Linked DNA regions of Homo sapiens: region 1 is linked to region 2. The links are chromatin loops, found by intact Hi-C in ENCODE. Cell type or tissue: CD4-positive, alpha-beta T cell. All regions are shown on one strand. Links, peaks and the distances in the headings refer to the core of each region. The heading gives the core; the rest is flanking DNA.

Region 1 (8,407 bases), core at 217-8,216, 49 kb after region 2:
TGTATTTTTAGTAGAGATGGGGTTTCACCATGTTGGCCAGGCTGGTCTTGAACTCCTGGCCTTGGGCGATCCACCCACCTCAGCCTCCCAGAGTGCTGGGATTACAGGCGTGAGCCACCGTGCCTGGCCAGTAATATACATTTAAAAAAAGGATTTTCATTTAAATGTCTATGCCATTGATCAATTTAATATTCATTGCTCCTCAGTTCTGACTTTGGGAAGTATTCTTGCTTTTGTCCTGATATTTTTACTGCATTGTTGATTTCCTGGGCACAAGCCTATTTAGAATCAATTTCTAATTTATCTGGCTGAGAGTTTCCTAGGTTCTGTTTTAGGGGTCACTTAGAAGCAAGGATACCTCTCTTAGGAGGAATATCCTGAAAATCTAGTGGTCAGGTCAGAGTGCCCACCATTTCTCAGACTTGTGGCTTGGGAAGATCCAGTTACAGCAGCAAATTTACGTGACTGGGTTTAGGAGTCTGGCTGCCTGCCTAGGTTCTGCACCATCAAGTTTTGCCACAATTCTCTCGATTCAGGCTGTCTGAGGGCTAATTGCATGTAATTTGCAACAAGCCACACAGGAAACTGTTAATCTACTCAGCTATGTTCTTCCCTTGTAAAAACACAGAAACTGCCAGTACTCTTCCCGGGCTCTGTGCTCTGCTCTCCGAACAAGTCATAAACTTCTCACAGGTGAGAGCAGTACAGGAGGAGCGATTTTTCTTCCTGGCTGTCTCTCTAGGAGAAAACGTTAATGGCACCCTGATGCCACACAGGCCTCTGTCATTTACAGAAAAAAAAAAAAAGATTCTTTTGGTTATCAGCAACATTAGTTTGGCTTCATTGGAGAGCATTAGCCTGGCTGGACTGCTGAAAACAGTCATTGATAATTTTATAGCCTGGAACACTCTGATTTCTGTTTGCAGACCTAATGAGTGTTTTATAGCTAATTCTCATGAGAGCATTTGTTGAGGGAACATATGGTACTATCCACAGTTTTTGTCTTTTAAAAGTCATTCTCTCACTGCCTCAATTTGTTTTAATCGAAGTAATAAACATCATAATAAAGCACACAACACAGATGACTTCTGATGAAAAGCAACAACCTCCTGCCCTCCCCACCCCCACCCTCCGCCATTCCCTAGGGGCAGCAGCCCTTTTTGGGATTTCTCTTTTAATATTTTCTGGCGATTCCCTTCATGTCTTTTGATGAATCAGGGGTTAAAAGATTCTTAACCTAAGGTAGCATCCATTGATTCACTATGAGGGACATTTACCCTCTTCTACCCTGTGTCTTCTTCCAACATTTGCTATTTATATTTTATTTTGTAACTGTAAATAACATACCTAGTGAGCTTTTTTATTCCATCAACCACACACCGTATCCTTTAACTCCCCACATTATTTCATCTTTGTCCCTGCTTTCCCCTCTCACTTTATATTAGACACACTTAAAAAACACCGAACAACTTTTATCTCTACTTTGTCAGGGCTGTTCATATTTATATCCTATCTTGCAGCTATAACAAAATTGCTCCCTCTTTGTCCACAGATTGGCTCTAAAATTAGAAAATTGACACATAGAGTTTATAGTATTGTGACTATATAAATATTGTATACTGCCTGGCCAACAGTGAGTTAGGGTTATATTTCCCTCTCTGGGTTCAGAGTCATAATTGCTGGGTCATGCAAAGAAAAATGTTTCCCAAATCAAAGTTAAATGGAGTCTTTTTTTTGCCCCCTAAGTTTGCTTAAATTCATGCCACATTTTAGGCTGCTTCATGTTAGGAGGTTTTTGCCCTTCAGAAACTGTCATGTGGGGAAGAAACCTCAGAGAATATCCAGGCGAAGGGCAGAGGCCTTGATACAAGCTCTGCGTCTCTGATTACTGGTTACAATGCTGGGCAAGTTATGACACTGAGCTCCTGGTTCCTCATCTGTGGGTGGGAAAGATGCCCAGCCCATCTCACAAGGCCAGCAAGAGGATCAGTTTGGATAGTACAAGAGAAAGAAAGGCCAAGAGAGGGTAAAGCTCTTTGGGATAAGCAAACAGGAGTATCAACAGGACTCTTACCTCTGAGACTCTGCCTGTTTTCATGGGGCTTTGATGAGGTCTGCTTGCATAGACAGATTTATCGTAAGACCTTGGAAAGAATTCCTTTTCTGCTCTTAGTTTAGCTACCAGAACATTAACTGATAACAAATGTAGACAGGAAAGCTCTACCTGCAGAGAACACCCACAAATACAGCCTGGTCTCACTTAATGGCTGCAAAGACTTGTTTAGTACCAGAGCCACACTCTGCTTAAGGGCAAGCCCATTCCAGCGTGACCCAGGCGCTTCTGAAGTGATGGTCAAACCAACACCTTGTGCCCCACTGGGAAAAAGCTCACCTTTGGTTGGGGCAGGGAGTGGGTGAGGATACTACAGGGTGTGGAAATTCTCAAGCACTAGCACTAGCGCTCCTGCTGCAGCCTGGACAGTATCAGCGTGTGGCACATCTCATGCTCCTGCCAGGACAGAGCGGCTCCTTCATGCTCAGCCCTTGGCTGAGTGTGTGGACACATCTACAAAACCCCCCAACACGGACCCAGGGAAGTAGAAAAGCTTTGACCACAGTCACTGCACCCAGAATGCTTAGCCGCCTGCCACCATACAGGAGGCTTTCAGAGATCTGCTTGTTTCTGCCTTTCTCACTTTCAGCCCTGAGCATGGCTGCTGCTCTTCCCCACTCTCCCACTTTTGCTATTTTTAGACAAGGAGACTGCCTGTTTCTAATGAAGGCAGCAGAGCAGCAGGCTCTCTCCTGGTATCAACCGATGGCTCCCCTCCCCGCAGTGAGCACCAGAAGCAGGAAGCCTGCTGCAGGCACAGCTCAGACAGCAGCACTTAGAACCCATAGGCAGGAAGAGACTCAAACAGTGTGTTTCCAGGTTTATTCATTGTGAGGACAGAAGCCACAATGGCTCAGAGAACTGGCAGTGACTGAGCTCCTGCCATGAGCAGCCTCAGAGGTGAGAAGAGGGCCTCCTCTCCCTTTGAGGGGAGTGACTCTGTGTGTGATAGGATATAAATATAAAAAGGGTTCCTCCTTTTTAAAGAGGAACCCTCATCCAAGTTCAGGGACCTTTTTCACCGTATATCGCTATGAGATTTGTTTTTCTTTCCAATATCATACCCCAACATGTACACACACAAGCACAGGTGTAAAGCTAGCAGGCATCGTTGACTGTGATGTTTATACTGTGATGACTGTATTACACATGTTATTTCATTTACTCATTAAAAAGAACCCTGTTAGGTGAGGTCTCTGGCTATTTATTTTGTACATTTGAGTATTAAGACTATCTTGTCTCACCTCTGGTGGCATTTGGATTTGAACGTAGGTCTGACTGGAGTAACCTGTCCTACACATATTGCCTTGAGCCATCCAATCACTGCAGAAAATTAGCCCTTTCCTGTGTTTCTAAGTTATCCCCAGCAACCATGGTTCAATTATAAAAGAGAAAAAGAGATACAGAGATCCATTTCCCAATGACAAATCTATTTCTATATACAAGTCTTGATTATTTGATTTCATCAAAGGAACAAGGAATAGTTGTTAAAGCACAACAACAGAAACCTTCGACACCCCTACTCATATCATATACAGAAATTAATTTGAGATGGATCACCGACAAAATGTGAAAGTTAAACGTAGAAAGCTTCCAGGAAAAAACGAAGGAGAAAAGCCCTTCGGGTCACGTCTAAGAAGGGGCAGAAGGGAACTTGCTGGTGGGATGGGGGAATGTTCTTTATCTTGATCTGGGTGATGGTAACTTGGGTACATATTTTTCAAAATTTATGGAACTACAAAGATTTCTGCATTTTTACTATATATAAATTTTACTTTAATAATGAACTGTCAGCATAATAAACAGTATCTGCTTTTCTCCCTACAAAACTACCAATCATCCATTCAAATGTATACTGAGTGCCTACTTCATTCCAAGTGCTGGGCTTAAACCAAAAAGTAAGCAGACATGGTCAGAACACCAACTTAGGGAGCTTCCCAAAAAGTTGGGGCAACAACCTAAGTGTGCCTTATCTGATGAATGGTTAAAGCAAATGTGGTATACATATACAAAGGAAGAGTATTCATCCTTAAAAAAGAAGGAAATTCTGCCATTTGCAATAACATGGATGAACCTGGAGGACATTATGCTAAATGAAATACGCCAGACGCAAAAAGCCAAACACTGCATGAACTCATTTGTAAAATCTAAGAAAGCTGAACTCATAAAAGCAGAGACTAGAATGATAGTTACTGGTGGAAAGAAGAGGAAGTGAGGAGGTGTTGGCCAAAATGTATGCCAGATGAGGAAGTTCTGGAGATCTGAGGCACAGTGTGGTGACCATAGTTAATAATCACGTATTGTGTACTTGAGATTTGCTAGAAGAGTTGATCTTAAGGGTTCTCACCACACAAAAGATATAACCACGTGAGGTGATAGATATGTTAATTGGCTTGATGTGGTAATCATTTTACAATGTATCACCTTAAATATATATAATTTTTATTTGTTAAGTATACCTCAATAAAGCTGGGGAAAAACCCTAAAAACCCCCAAAAGTTGAGGAGATATATATTAATAATAAATGTTAAAAAGAAGCCAATAGGCCAGGCGCGGTGGCTCACGCCTGTAATCCCAGCACTTTGGGAGGCCAAGGTGGGTGGATCACAAGGTCAGGAGTTCGAGACCAGCCTGGGGTGAAACCACATCTCTACTAAAAATACAAAAAATTAGCTGGGTGTGGTGGTACACACCTGTAATCCCAGCTACTCGGGAGGCTGAGGCAGGAGAATCGCTTCAACCTGGGAGGCAGAGGTTCCAGTGAGCCGAGACCATGCCACTGTACCCCAGCCTGGACAACAGAGCGAGACTCCGTCTCGAAAAAAAAAAAAAAAAGAAGCCAATAATTATATGATTATGAAATATATAAATGCAAAAAAATACGCCACCAAAATAACATCCAAGACAACAACAACAGCAAACCAAAATAAAAACCTTCACCATCAAAGTAATTTCTCTTTCTTTTTTTGAGACAAAGTCTTGCTCTATCACCCAGGCTGGAGTGCAGTAGCCCAATCTCAGCTCACTGCAACCTCTGCCTCCCGGGTTCAAGCGATGTTTGTGCCTCAGCCTCCCAGGTAGCTGGGATTACAGGCAAGCACCACCACACCTGGCTAATTTTTTATATTTTTAGTAGAGATGGGATTTCCCCAGGTTGGCCAGGCTAGTCTCCAACTCCCAACCTCAGGTGATCTGCTCGCCTTGGCCTCCCAAAGTGCTGGGATTACAGCCGTGAGCCACCATGCTAGGCCCATCAAAGTAATTTCTATTAAGCTTCACAATACTGGATGGCTTCTGCTCTCTAGGACAATGTGTTTTACTGTTCATATGTGGCAGAGTCTAACATTATAATTAGTTCCCTTCCTAGAGCTCATATCCATGGAATTAAGAGAGAATATATTTAGGTAGATCCCAGAGGTGAGGCTTAGGTAGATTTAAAAAATGGCAGTATGGGCCATCCATGAAACATTCCCAGGTAGACAGCACACATTGAAAACAGGGTTGACTGTGTTCTCTAGCTAGAGAAAAGCACCATGAAGGCAACAGGAATTGGGACCTTTTGAATCATAGGGCAGGGGTCCCCAACCCCCAGGCCATAGACTGTTACTGGTCTGTGGCCCGCTAGGAACCAGGCCGCACAGCAGGAGGTGAGTGGTGGGTGAGTGAGCATTACTGCCTAAGCTCTGCCTTAGGCAGTAATCAGTGGTGGCATTAGATTCTCAAAGGAGCATGAACTCCATTGTGAACTGCTCATGAGAGGGATCTAGGTTTTGTGTTTCTCATGAGAATCTAATGCCTGATGATCTGAGGCAGAACAGTTTCATTCTGAAACCATCCCTACTCTGCCGTCCAATCCATGGAAAAATTGTCTTCCACAAAACTGGTCCCTGGTGCCAAAAGGGTTGGGGACCACTGTCATAGGGCACCGATGGCCCCTGTGGCTCAGAGGAGCAGTACAATATGTGAAAGAAGGAGCTACAGCAAGAGGCAGGGTAGTGGGGTTGTGGTAGCAACATGGCACTAAGTAGCTGTGAGTACTGTATTTGGGTAAGACATTGAATTTTCCTGTACTCCACAGTTCCCTTCTCTGTAAAAATCAGGAGTTTGGATTTGATCAGGTCTTGCTAGCTTCCAAAAGTTTTGATTCTTAGCCTTAGTTGGTCTTCTCTAACTAAAGTTTGAGATCAGAGTGGCATACTGGAAATAAAATATGCTGAATTGGAAATGCCTTTTGCTGTGTAAGCTAATGGAACCAATAAAGGTTTAAGACACAGTGAACAGGAAACAATTCCTGGCCTAAGCACTATTATTTCTCTGTACTACACCTCAATGGCATAATTCCCATGGATAGTGGTTTGCTGCCAGATACTCTGCAATCTCTATACTTGCTGCTGTCAGATTCAAACAAACAAAAATTACTCAGAAAAACAAAGCTTTATTCAGAGCCATGTTGTTATGGGTTGAATTGCATCTCCCTAAAATTCATATGTTTAAGTCCTAGCCCCCAGTACCTCAGAATGTGACCCTATTTGGGAATGAGTTTGTTGCAGACATAATTAGTTAAGATGAGGTCATAGTGGAATAGGGTGTGTCCTACTTCGGTATGACTGGTGTTCTTATAAAAAGGGGAAGTTTGGACATAGAGACACAAATACACAAGGAAAGCTCCATGGAAGATAAAGGCAGAGATTTACAAGCCAAGGAATGTCAAAGACGGCCAGCACACCACCAGAAGCTAGCAGAGAGGTATGGAACAGATTCTTCTTCACAACCTCAGAGGGAAAACCCTGCTGATACCTGGATTTCAAACTCCTGGCCTCCAGAACGGTGAGACAAATTTCTGTTGTTTAAGCCATCCAGTTCATGGTACTTTGTAAGGGCAGCTTAGCAAACTAATACTGGTGGTATAAATGCCTGAAGGACAAGCTGGCCTCGGCAAATAGGCTGACTCACTGACTTTCCCTCCATAACACCACCTTGGGAAAAAAGAACTTCTCACTGACATGCATTCATAAATAAACACCTTAACTTTTAGGAAGTTTATATTTTAGGCAACTGAAAAAAAGTACAATTCATATTTCTTGCTAAACACTACATTTTCTGTCTTTAAAAAGTAAGACGTGGCTGGGTGCAGTGGCTCATGCCTGTAATCCCAGCACTTTGGGAGGCTAAGGCAGGTAGATTATTTGAGTCCAGGAGTTTGAGACCAGCCTGGGGAAAATGGCGAAACCCTGTCTCTACAAAAAATATAAACATTAGCTGGGCATGCTGGCACACACCTATAGTCCCAGCCACTTGGGAGGCTGGGGTGGGAGGGCTGCTTGAGTTCACAAGGCTGAGGCTGCAGCGAGCTGTGATCGTGCCACTGCACTCCAGCCTGGGTGACACAGCAAAACTGTCTCAAAACCAGCCAACCTAACAAACAAAAACCCAGAACAAAAAGCAAGGCCCTTCTTCAGTAAAATCCAACAAACATTTTTTAAACCTTTATTAGTGACCAGGAATTGCTAGATAGTGTTTGTGCCTTAGCTTTCAGACTCTACTCAGGTTGTCACCATGTCAATGTGCTAAAAACACACAGGGTTGAAATGAGCACCCTCAGCATGTAAGTGGTATCCTTCAGTCAAAACCCAAATTACTATTAGGTCTGCAGAAGCTGCTGAAAAAATAATATGAAAACAGATTAGAAAAGCAGCTTCGCTCTCACAGATGTACACTGTAATTATAACTGTTCAGAGCTATTGGAAAATCATAAGCAGAATTGACTTTCTGTCCTTGCTAGCTTCAAAGAGGTGCAGAATGACAGGAAAGTTCTCTCATTCGTGGCTAGGCTGACACCAAACGAATTACAAGTTCTGATCTGACTAATCAGAAAATGTCACAGAAGCTACTGGTCTCTGCTATACAGGTCGACACCTGTCCTGAGTCACTAGGAACGTAAGCAGTTTAGGGATAGACATACTTGTTCTGGTTTCTAAATCATGGTACAGCTTTAGTAATCTCTGGCAGTGGTTCTTTTATATACCCAAACCCTTCCTATAAGTTAAGGATCAAGGCTAGGCGTGTTAGAATCTGACATTAGTAACACTCCAATTGCTTAAATAGTGGTTCTCAAGCTTTAATGTGCATTAGAATTGACAACAGGAAGCTGCATTTTAAACAACTTGTTTCTGAAGCAGGTGATTCTAGAGCCTATACTTTAAGAAATGCTGGCTTAGAGAAATGGTAAAGCAGTGAGATGTGCAGTCTAGAAATGGCATAGTATGCTTCTAAGAATGACTGAGGACCAGAATG
Region 2 (8,407 bases), core at 106-8,105:
CCCACAGGTGTGCCTTAGGTACCTCTCTCTGTTTCCACAGCCTGCAATGTAATTGTTAGTTTTCCTGTTTATCTAATATCTCTGACATAGACACTCTACTGGTGAATGAGTGATATTCTTTGTTGGCCTCCTGTTTCTTCAGTAGCAATCACTGTTGCTAAGGGAATGGGGTAACACAATTGGCCAGTTCAGGGACAGGGCATATTACCTGATGAAGGGCAGTGAGAAACCTTGCAGGACACCAAAACAAAAACAAAACAAGACAAAACCCAATCCTCTACAGATGACCAAACCTTAAGTCTCCAAATTCTCACTCATTCTTGCTTAGTCCTGGGCTTCAGCTCAGTGCTATGATTCAGTGCCTAAAGACTTAACTTCCTGTCAGGAGGTGACTTCAACTCTGGGGAAAAGAAATCCCACTGCATTTGCTTGGATTGATTGGTAAGAGAGATTGATAAAAGGATGTTCTTTGACATTTGCCAAGGGCAATTTTTTTCTATAATGAGGGAAGAGAAACAGCTGTTTGTCCCAGGAGACTGATTATGGCACTAGAGTCAAATCCACACTCTGGAATGCAATTTGATACATCACCTTAATATTAATATAGATTAAATTCATAAGATACTCAGCAAAGTAATCAATAATTCCAAAGTCAATAAATATTAAACATGTGAATGATGTAGATAATGAACTAATTATTGAACGTTTCAGTGGCCAGAAAAAAGGAGGTTTGGATTTATTTTCTGAGAGTGGCTCCCTTTAGGGTCCCTTGGGCAGTGTGTGATAGCTTTTGATCTGTGATCTGACAGATTAAGGGAGCTTCAGGCAGAGGCCTCTCTCTTGTACAAAAATACTCTTCTTGCTTACTGTTGAGGGGACAAGAGGAAAGAAGCATGTGATGTATCTGAAATATAGCCTTTAGAGAGTCATTCTTGTTTTAACTAAGGAATTTGCATTAATATGCCTAATGAAACCACCTTTGTAAAGGTTATGACAGTGAGAGAAATTTAGCTTGGCTGACTCCATCTTGCTTCTAGTCTCATAGGCTGGCTGTCCTCACTTATTCCTGGGCATATAACAAAGGCCACGCCAAGCTAACTGTGGGAGGAATTTAGTGTATAGTTTCACTTTGAAGCAAGAATGATAATAGTCCCTCCCTAAAACTGAGCCCCTCCTTTTTCGGGGACTGAAACTGCCTTTGTAAAACTAATGAAAGGCCACAAGATTAGGATTATGGGAGGGGTCTGAATTCTGCTAAGATGTAGGAATAGCTTGCCTTTCTATAATCTATGCTGGAGGTCACAAGATTTGTGACTTCCCCGTTTGCTCTTGTAAATAACATCACTATTGTAGAACCCAAGATTCGTCTTTTGAGATGATTTTCAGAACTGTGCATTCTGGGCACCAACTGACTTCACTTGGACTCACGACTCATGACTCAGCCAGTCCTGTGGCCCCCACCCTATGGTGGACTCAGCACATGAGGATTGTTTGCCATGCTTTTATCCCCAATCAGCAGCACCCATTCCCTAACTCCCTGCCTGCCAACTTATCCATAAAAACCCTAGCCTCTGAGTTCTCAGAGAAACTGATTTGAATAATGAACTCTTGTCTTTCATGTGGCCAGCCCTTGCCTTAATTAAACTGTTTCTTTACTGCAATACTGCTGTCTCAGTGAATTGGCTCTATCTGTCCAGCATGCAAGAAGTATAGTATAGTAGAAACAAGTAGACTTTGTGGGCTTAGACAAATGTATTTGCAAAGCATAATTTTCAAAAAGTTAAAAACAATTCTCATGCAAATTTGTAGTGAGCATGCATCAAAGATTAAATAATTAGTGGAGTTTTAGGTACTGAAGTGTGTTCTCCCAAAGTCCATAGGTTGAAATTTTAACTGCCAGGACACTCAGAATATGACTATATTTGGAGATAAAGCCTTTAAAGAAGTAATTAAGGTTGGCCAGGCATGGTGGCTCATGCCTGTAATCCCAGCACTTTGGGAGGCCGAGGCAGGTGGATCACTTGAGGTCAGGAGTTCGAGACCAGCCTGGCCAACATGGTGAAACCCCGTCTCAACTAAAAATACAAAGAAAAAAAAAATTAGCTGGGCATGGTGGCGGATGCCTGTAATCCCAGCTACTCAGGAGGCTGAGGCAGTAGAATCACTTGAACCCAGGAGGCGGAGGTTGCAGTGAGCTGAGATCGCGCCACTGCACTCCAGTCTGGCGACAGAGCAAGACTCCGTCTCAAAAAAAAAAAAAGTAATTAAGGTTAAATGAGGTCTCAAGTGTAGGTCCTAATGTGAAAGGAGTGGTGTCTTTATAAAATGAGAAAGAAACACCAGGAACACATGTGCACAGAGAAAAGACCACAGGAAGAGGCAGCAAGAGGGCGGCCCCCTGCAAGCCACAGGGAGAGGCCTCAGAGGAAACCAACCCTGCCAGCACCTTGATCTTGAACTTCCATTATCCAGAACTCTGAGAAAATAGATTTCTGTGGTTTAAGCCAGCCAGTCTGTGGTATTTTGTTATGGCAGCCCTAGCAAAATACAAGAGGGAGCCAGCAGGAAGGCAAACTGGTTTAAAGGAAGCTGGAAGAAACTGATCTATAATAGTCAGTGATAAAAAGAGCATTCTGGCGTAAGATTGCTAAGTGAGATACACAACTGGGTAGTGTCCTTCAGGTCTATAAAACTATAGTCTTTGGGGTTACTTTCTTAGACAAGAGTCATTTGCATCTTACCAGTTTTCTACAAGCTGACATTCTTTTCTCTTTTGTTTATTTATTTATTTTGAGACGGAGTTTTGTCACCCAGGCTGGAGTGCAATGGCGTGATCTCGGCTCACTGCAACCTCCGCCTCCCAGGTTCAAGCAATTCTTCTGCCTTAGCCTCCTGAGTAGCTGAGATTACAGGCATGTGCCACCAAGCCTGGCTAATATTTGTATTTTTAGTAGAGACGAGGTTTCATCATGTTGGCCAGGCTGCCTTGGCCTCCCAAAGTTTTGGGATTAAAAGCATCAGCTACTGTGCTTGCTGTTTATTTTTTTATTTTAATTTTTTTGTTTATTGTCTTCTAAAAATTGACATCCTTGAGACCTAATTAATGGCAAATAATAAGTCGAGCATAGTCACACTGTGCTGGAACAGAGTTTCTCAATGGTGACTATTTACTGATGTTTCTACTGATTATAGTCATGTGCTGCATAATGCTGTTTCAGTCAGTGATGGACCACATATGTGATAATGGTCCCCTAAGATTATATTTTTTTACTGTACTTTCTCTGTGCTTAGATATGTTAGATACATAAATACTTAACTACTGTAGTACAATTGACTATAGTATTCAGTATGGTAACATGCTGTACAGGTTTATAGCCTAGGAGCAGTAGGCTAGACTGTATAGCCTAGGCGTATAGTAGGCTAGACCATCTAGCTTTGTGTAAGTACACTCTATGATGTTCGCAAGATCACAAAATCACCTAATGATGCATTTCCCAGAATGTATCCCTGTTGTTAAGCAACACATGGCTAACTCTGTCGTGGTGGTTGTCCCATGCATTGTAAGGTGGTTTAGCAGCATTCTTGGTCTCCACCCACTAGATGGCAGTAGTATCTGCTCTCCCATTCAATAGTGACAATCAAAAATGTCTCCAGACATTGTGAAAAGGTCCCCTAAGGAGTAAAATTGCCCCTGGTTGAGAACCACTATTCTGGTCTAACTTTGAATTAAATATTCAAAGCAATCTTTTTGCCTTACTTCCAAGTTTTAGATAATTTTCATAACAGTGTTCAAATCCCTGCTCTGCCCCTCAACTACCTGTGTGTCCTTGGTCTATTTTTAACCTGAGTTTCAGTTTCTTCATCTGTAAATTAAAGCAAATACTTCTTTACCTCAGAGATTTCCATGAGGATGAAGTGAATTAGTATGTGCAAAACACAGACATCAGCGAATGCTAGCCCCACACTTGGCCTCATGGTTGGTCATGGTGTCTTTTAAGAGGCATGTTTATACACCTGTGGTCACAGAGGGCACCCCGGGGCCACTTTGGTGGCCAGGCACACACATCCAGGTCTGGGCTTTCAGGGGACTGCAGGCTAGTGCAGATCACCGGGAAGTCAGGACCCTGCAGCTGAGCTGGGTGCCTCCCTTCACATTCTAGGCAGGACAGAGGAGTGGGTGGCCTTGACAAGAGTTAGGGGAGAAGAGGGGAGCCAGTACCCCTACCTTCACCCTTGGCCATCACTGCAGGCCAGTTCTCTTCTCTGCCTCTGACCTGATGCAAGTATCAACACCATCACTACTTTCTTCCAGTGCTCAGGGACCTGATGTGCCCCTTGCTGGAGGAACCCGTCTTGCCTTGTCTCTTGCCTTAGGCAATATGGTACCAGAATATAGGGTCAGGAATTCCACGTGAAAGTATAACTAGCATCTTTGTTGCTATCCTTCAACCTTCTACATCTACTATTCAGAGGTGATCTTGTTGATGAACTGAGCTAATTTATGTGTGTGTTGTTAAAATAGGTTGTGGCTTGGTAGGCGTTGAGGGAAAAGGAGCTTTGATGGCCCTCGCCTCACGGGGAGACAAGTGCCTTTACTTGGAAAACCACTTTAAGAACAGCCTAGATCCGTCTGTGGGACTGCATTGTCCAACAGAGAACGTCTATGTCTGGGGGCCTGGGACTCTGGAAAGGGTTATTTTGGGGTTTCAGAGTGATTCAGTCTAAGGCGGGGGCACAGCCGTCTCCCATCTGTGGGGGATAATTGCTTGCTCTCCATTCCCTGCTTTTTTTTTTTTTTTTGAGTTGGAGTTTTGCTGTTTCACCTAGGCTGGAGTGAAGTGGTGCGATCTTGGCTCACTGCAACCTCCGCCCCCTAGGTTCAAGCAATTCTCTTGCCTCAGCCTCCTGAGTAGCTGGGATTACAGGTGCACGCCACCACGCCTGGCTGATTTTTGAATTTTTAGAAGAGACAGGGTTTTGCCATGTTCGCCAGCCTGGTCTCGAACTCCGGACCTCAGGAGATCCACCCACCTCAGCCTCCCAAAGTGATAGGATTACAGGTGTGAGCCACCATGCCTGACCCATTCCCTGCTTATTATAGAACACTAACAGGCAGACTGGGCTTGAGTCTCTGAGCCTGACACTGTTGCATAGTGGAGAGTCACTGGTTGCAGGGAAAGGAGAATCAGGCCAGAGCATTCACATGGTGTCTTCTCTCCAGGCTTCTTGGCTCCCCTCTTTCATCCCATCCTGCCTGGCTTCGCTGAATGAAAGCTCTATGAACTTCGCTCATCTGTGATGATTGTGACTTGCCAGTAATGCTAAATGCTGCACCAGGCAGCAGGGCACCCGGTGGGATGAGGTGGGAGTTATGGGGCATCAGGGGGAGGCTGTATGCAAAAGAAAGGGCCACCTGTCCTAGACCCACCATACCATTGGTCGACCCTGGGCAAGAAGACCTGAACTTCCCTGGATTTTAGTTTCCTCATGGATGAAATGGGGATACAAACACTGCCATGTTTTCCTCCTAGATTGTGAGAATCAAGTACAAACGTTTTTAGAAAGTGGGAACAGGACTTATGCTATGATATTCTGAGAGAACTCAGGCTAATTTTTTTTTTTTTTTTGAGATGAAGTTTCACTCTTGTTGCCCAGGCTGGAGTGCAATGGTGCGATCTCAGCTCATGGCAACCTCCATCTCCCGGGTTCAAGCGAGTCTCCTGCCTCAGCCTCCCGAGTAGCTGAGACTATGGGTGCCCGCTACCACACCCAGCTAATTTTTTGTATTTTTAGTAGAGACAGGGTTTCACCATATTAGCCAGGCTGGTCTCGAACTCCTGACCTCAGGTGATCCACCCACCTCAGCCTCCTAAAGTGTTAGGATTACAGGCGTGAGACATCACACCTGGCCCAGGCTAATTTCTTATGGTGGCACATCACTCACCATTTAACAAATATTAATGAAGCCCTACTGTGTGTCAGGCACTGTTCTAGGTGCCGATTATACAGCAGTGAACAAGACAGGCAAACATCCCTTGCTTCTTATGTTCTATTGTAGGGACACTGATGATAACAAAATAAGGTAAACAATGTGTTAGAAGCCGGGTGCCTCACACCTGCAATCTCAGCACTTTGGGAGGCTGAGGCAGAAGGATCACTTGAGCTCAGGAGTTCAAGACCAGCCTGGGCAACATATATCTCTATAAAAAATAAAAAATTAGCCAGGCTTAGTGGCATGTGCCTGTAGTCCCAGCTACTCAGGAGGCTGAGGTGGGAGGATCACTTGAGCCTGGGAGGTCAAGGCTATGATGAACTGTGATGGTGCCACTGCTACTCCAGCCTGGACAACAGAGTGAGGCCGTGTCTCAAAAAACAATGTGTTAGCTGGTCATCAGCGGTATGGAGAAAAAACAAGGAAGAGGGAGAAGAGGTGTAGTAGCCAGCTTCCAAAAGGTCCCTCACCTCTTGGGATTCCATCCCTTGTGTAGTCCCTCCCACAGTGTACCAGGGTTGGTCTGTGTGACCAGTAGTAGATGACCCAGCTGATAGTCTCTCCTGTCTAAGATCAGGTTATAGATGACTGCGGCTCTCTCTCTCTCTCTCTCAGATCACTTGCTATGTGGGAGCTGGTTGCCATGCTGTCAGAATCTATGGAGAGGCCCCTGGTGAGGACCTCCAGTACACAGCCCAAAGCCAGCAAGGACGTGAGGCTTGCCAGCAACCACATGAGTGAGCTGGAAGTGGGTCCTCTTGCCTCAGATGACTGCAGCTCTGACTGACAGCTGACTACAACCTCACGAGGAACCCTGAGCGAGAACCTTGGAGAAAGCCTTTTTCTCATGCCCTAGAGTTGAGAATGTAGATTGAATGTGCTCTGCTATGATTGCTGTTGTTAGGCACTGTGGGAAGTGCTTTATATACACTCTTGTTTAACTCTAATAGCCTTACTGAGGGTACTATTATTATCTCCATTTTATACACCAAGGCTCAGAGGCTAATTCACCTTTCCAAATCCTCCAGCTAATAAGTGTCCAAGCTGGGACTCAAACTTGGGCCTTTTAACTGTGCTGCTATTCTACCTCTCCCTTGCTCTTTCCAGACCAGGCTTGGGACATAACACTAACACCCTTTTCCTTTCATTTCATCTCTTGTCCTTCAGTCATTCCTAAACATTGACATTCATTGAGTTCCTTGGCTCTGGCCACAGTCCTTTCTCCCTTTCCCCTCTGGGGCATCAAATAGTGATTACAGTATCCACAGGGATGGCATATGCCATTTCACCATTTCACAGTTCCTGGAATCCACTTTTCACTTCTCATAAAGCTTCAGCAAGCCATTCTCATCTTGGGTTGCTTGTTTGCCTATTTGCTGTTACATCCATTCTCTTCTCCTCATCTGTTTCTTTCAAGGAAACCTGATCCATGCAAATTACGTTTCCTAAACTGCTTTGCCAATTTGTTTCAAGAGAGGTTCAGCCAACGAGAGGCGCCTGTGGGAGACTGGCAGGTGGGTGGCAGAGAGGAGGCAGGTATTTCTGCCCTCCTTTTCTCCTCCCGCCATTCCCTTCAGGCACCATTTCCAGCAGTGATTGGGTTTCCTCCATGGCTCCGCCTCTTGCTGGACAGACCACTGTGGTTTCAGTCTCAGCTCCGGGGCTGTGTTAACACCTTTTTCCTTCTGTTCCTCTATGCGTAGTTATGGTAAATGCAACTTTTCTGCATTTCTTAATTTTGAGTTTGTCTAATTCTCCCTGGTAGCTCTTTCAGTCCTTCCATCACCTTTGCAACAAATTCCCTGCATTAGATTATCTCTGTGAATTGCCGGACCTAGGTTTTGTTTGTGAGGCTGGACCCCAGCTGATATTCGTATCTGTACTTTGGACTTTATTGCCATTTTAAATTGTTCTTTCTCAGATATCTTCAACTATAGGATCCTGCTTTCTGATTACAATCTCCAGTTCCTTAACCTCAGGTCCTTTCTTCCATTTATCATGTTTGCTCTGTTCACCCACTCTGTTCTTCCACCCACTTACTCATCAACCTGTCAAGGAAAAAAGCCAAACTCTATAAAATATTTAAAGAGTTTTATTCTGAGGCAAATATGAGTGAACATGGCCCGAAGGCACAGTCTCAAAAGGTCCTGAGAATATGTGCCCAAGATGGTTGGGTTACAGCTTGTTTTTTTTTTTTTGAGACAGAGTCTCGCTCTGTTGCCCAGGCTGGAGTGCAGTGGCGCCATCTCGGCTCACTGGCTCACTGCAAGCTCTGCCTCCCGGGTTCACGCCATTCTCCTGCCTCAGCCTCCTAAGTAGCTGGGAGTGGACCGCCACCACGCCTGGCTAAGTTTTTTTTGTTTTGTTTTGTTTTTGTATTTTTCGTAGAAACGGGGTTTCACCGTGTTAGCCAGG

Evidence for each region. Peaks named below come from ENCODE experiments on the same cell type or tissue, not always from the same donor. Only the 100,000 strongest peaks of a DNase experiment are listed, where the experiment ranks them.
Region 1: a loop joins it to region 2, with 2.1 times the contacts of the local background. A loop is called at or near these places in 3 of 110 quality-filtered maps.

Annotation. Positions count from the first base shown.
Region 1 is chr9:68,974,197-68,982,603 of GRCh38, reverse strand. The region is part of intron 14 of PIP5K1B (phosphatidylinositol-4-phosphate 5-kinase type 1 beta); the gene reads right to left. LOC101927069 (a long non-coding RNA gene) reads left to right here and starts at 6,763. Exons shown (of 3, transcript NR_110647.1): 1 at 6,763-6,940. In CD4-positive, alpha-beta T cell, for the core only: no CTCF peak of the experiment used is centred there; a DNase peak (open chromatin) is centred at 4,363; H3K4me3 peaks cover 674 bases; H3K27ac peaks cover 294 bases.
Region 2 is chr9:69,022,994-69,031,400 of GRCh38, reverse strand. No RefSeq gene overlaps it. Among named protein-coding and RNA genes, the nearest start is that of FXN, 8.6 kb to the left of the region's middle. In CD4-positive, alpha-beta T cell, for the core only: CTCF peaks have their summits at 3,335 and 3,540; DNase peaks (open chromatin) are centred at 2,420 and 3,580.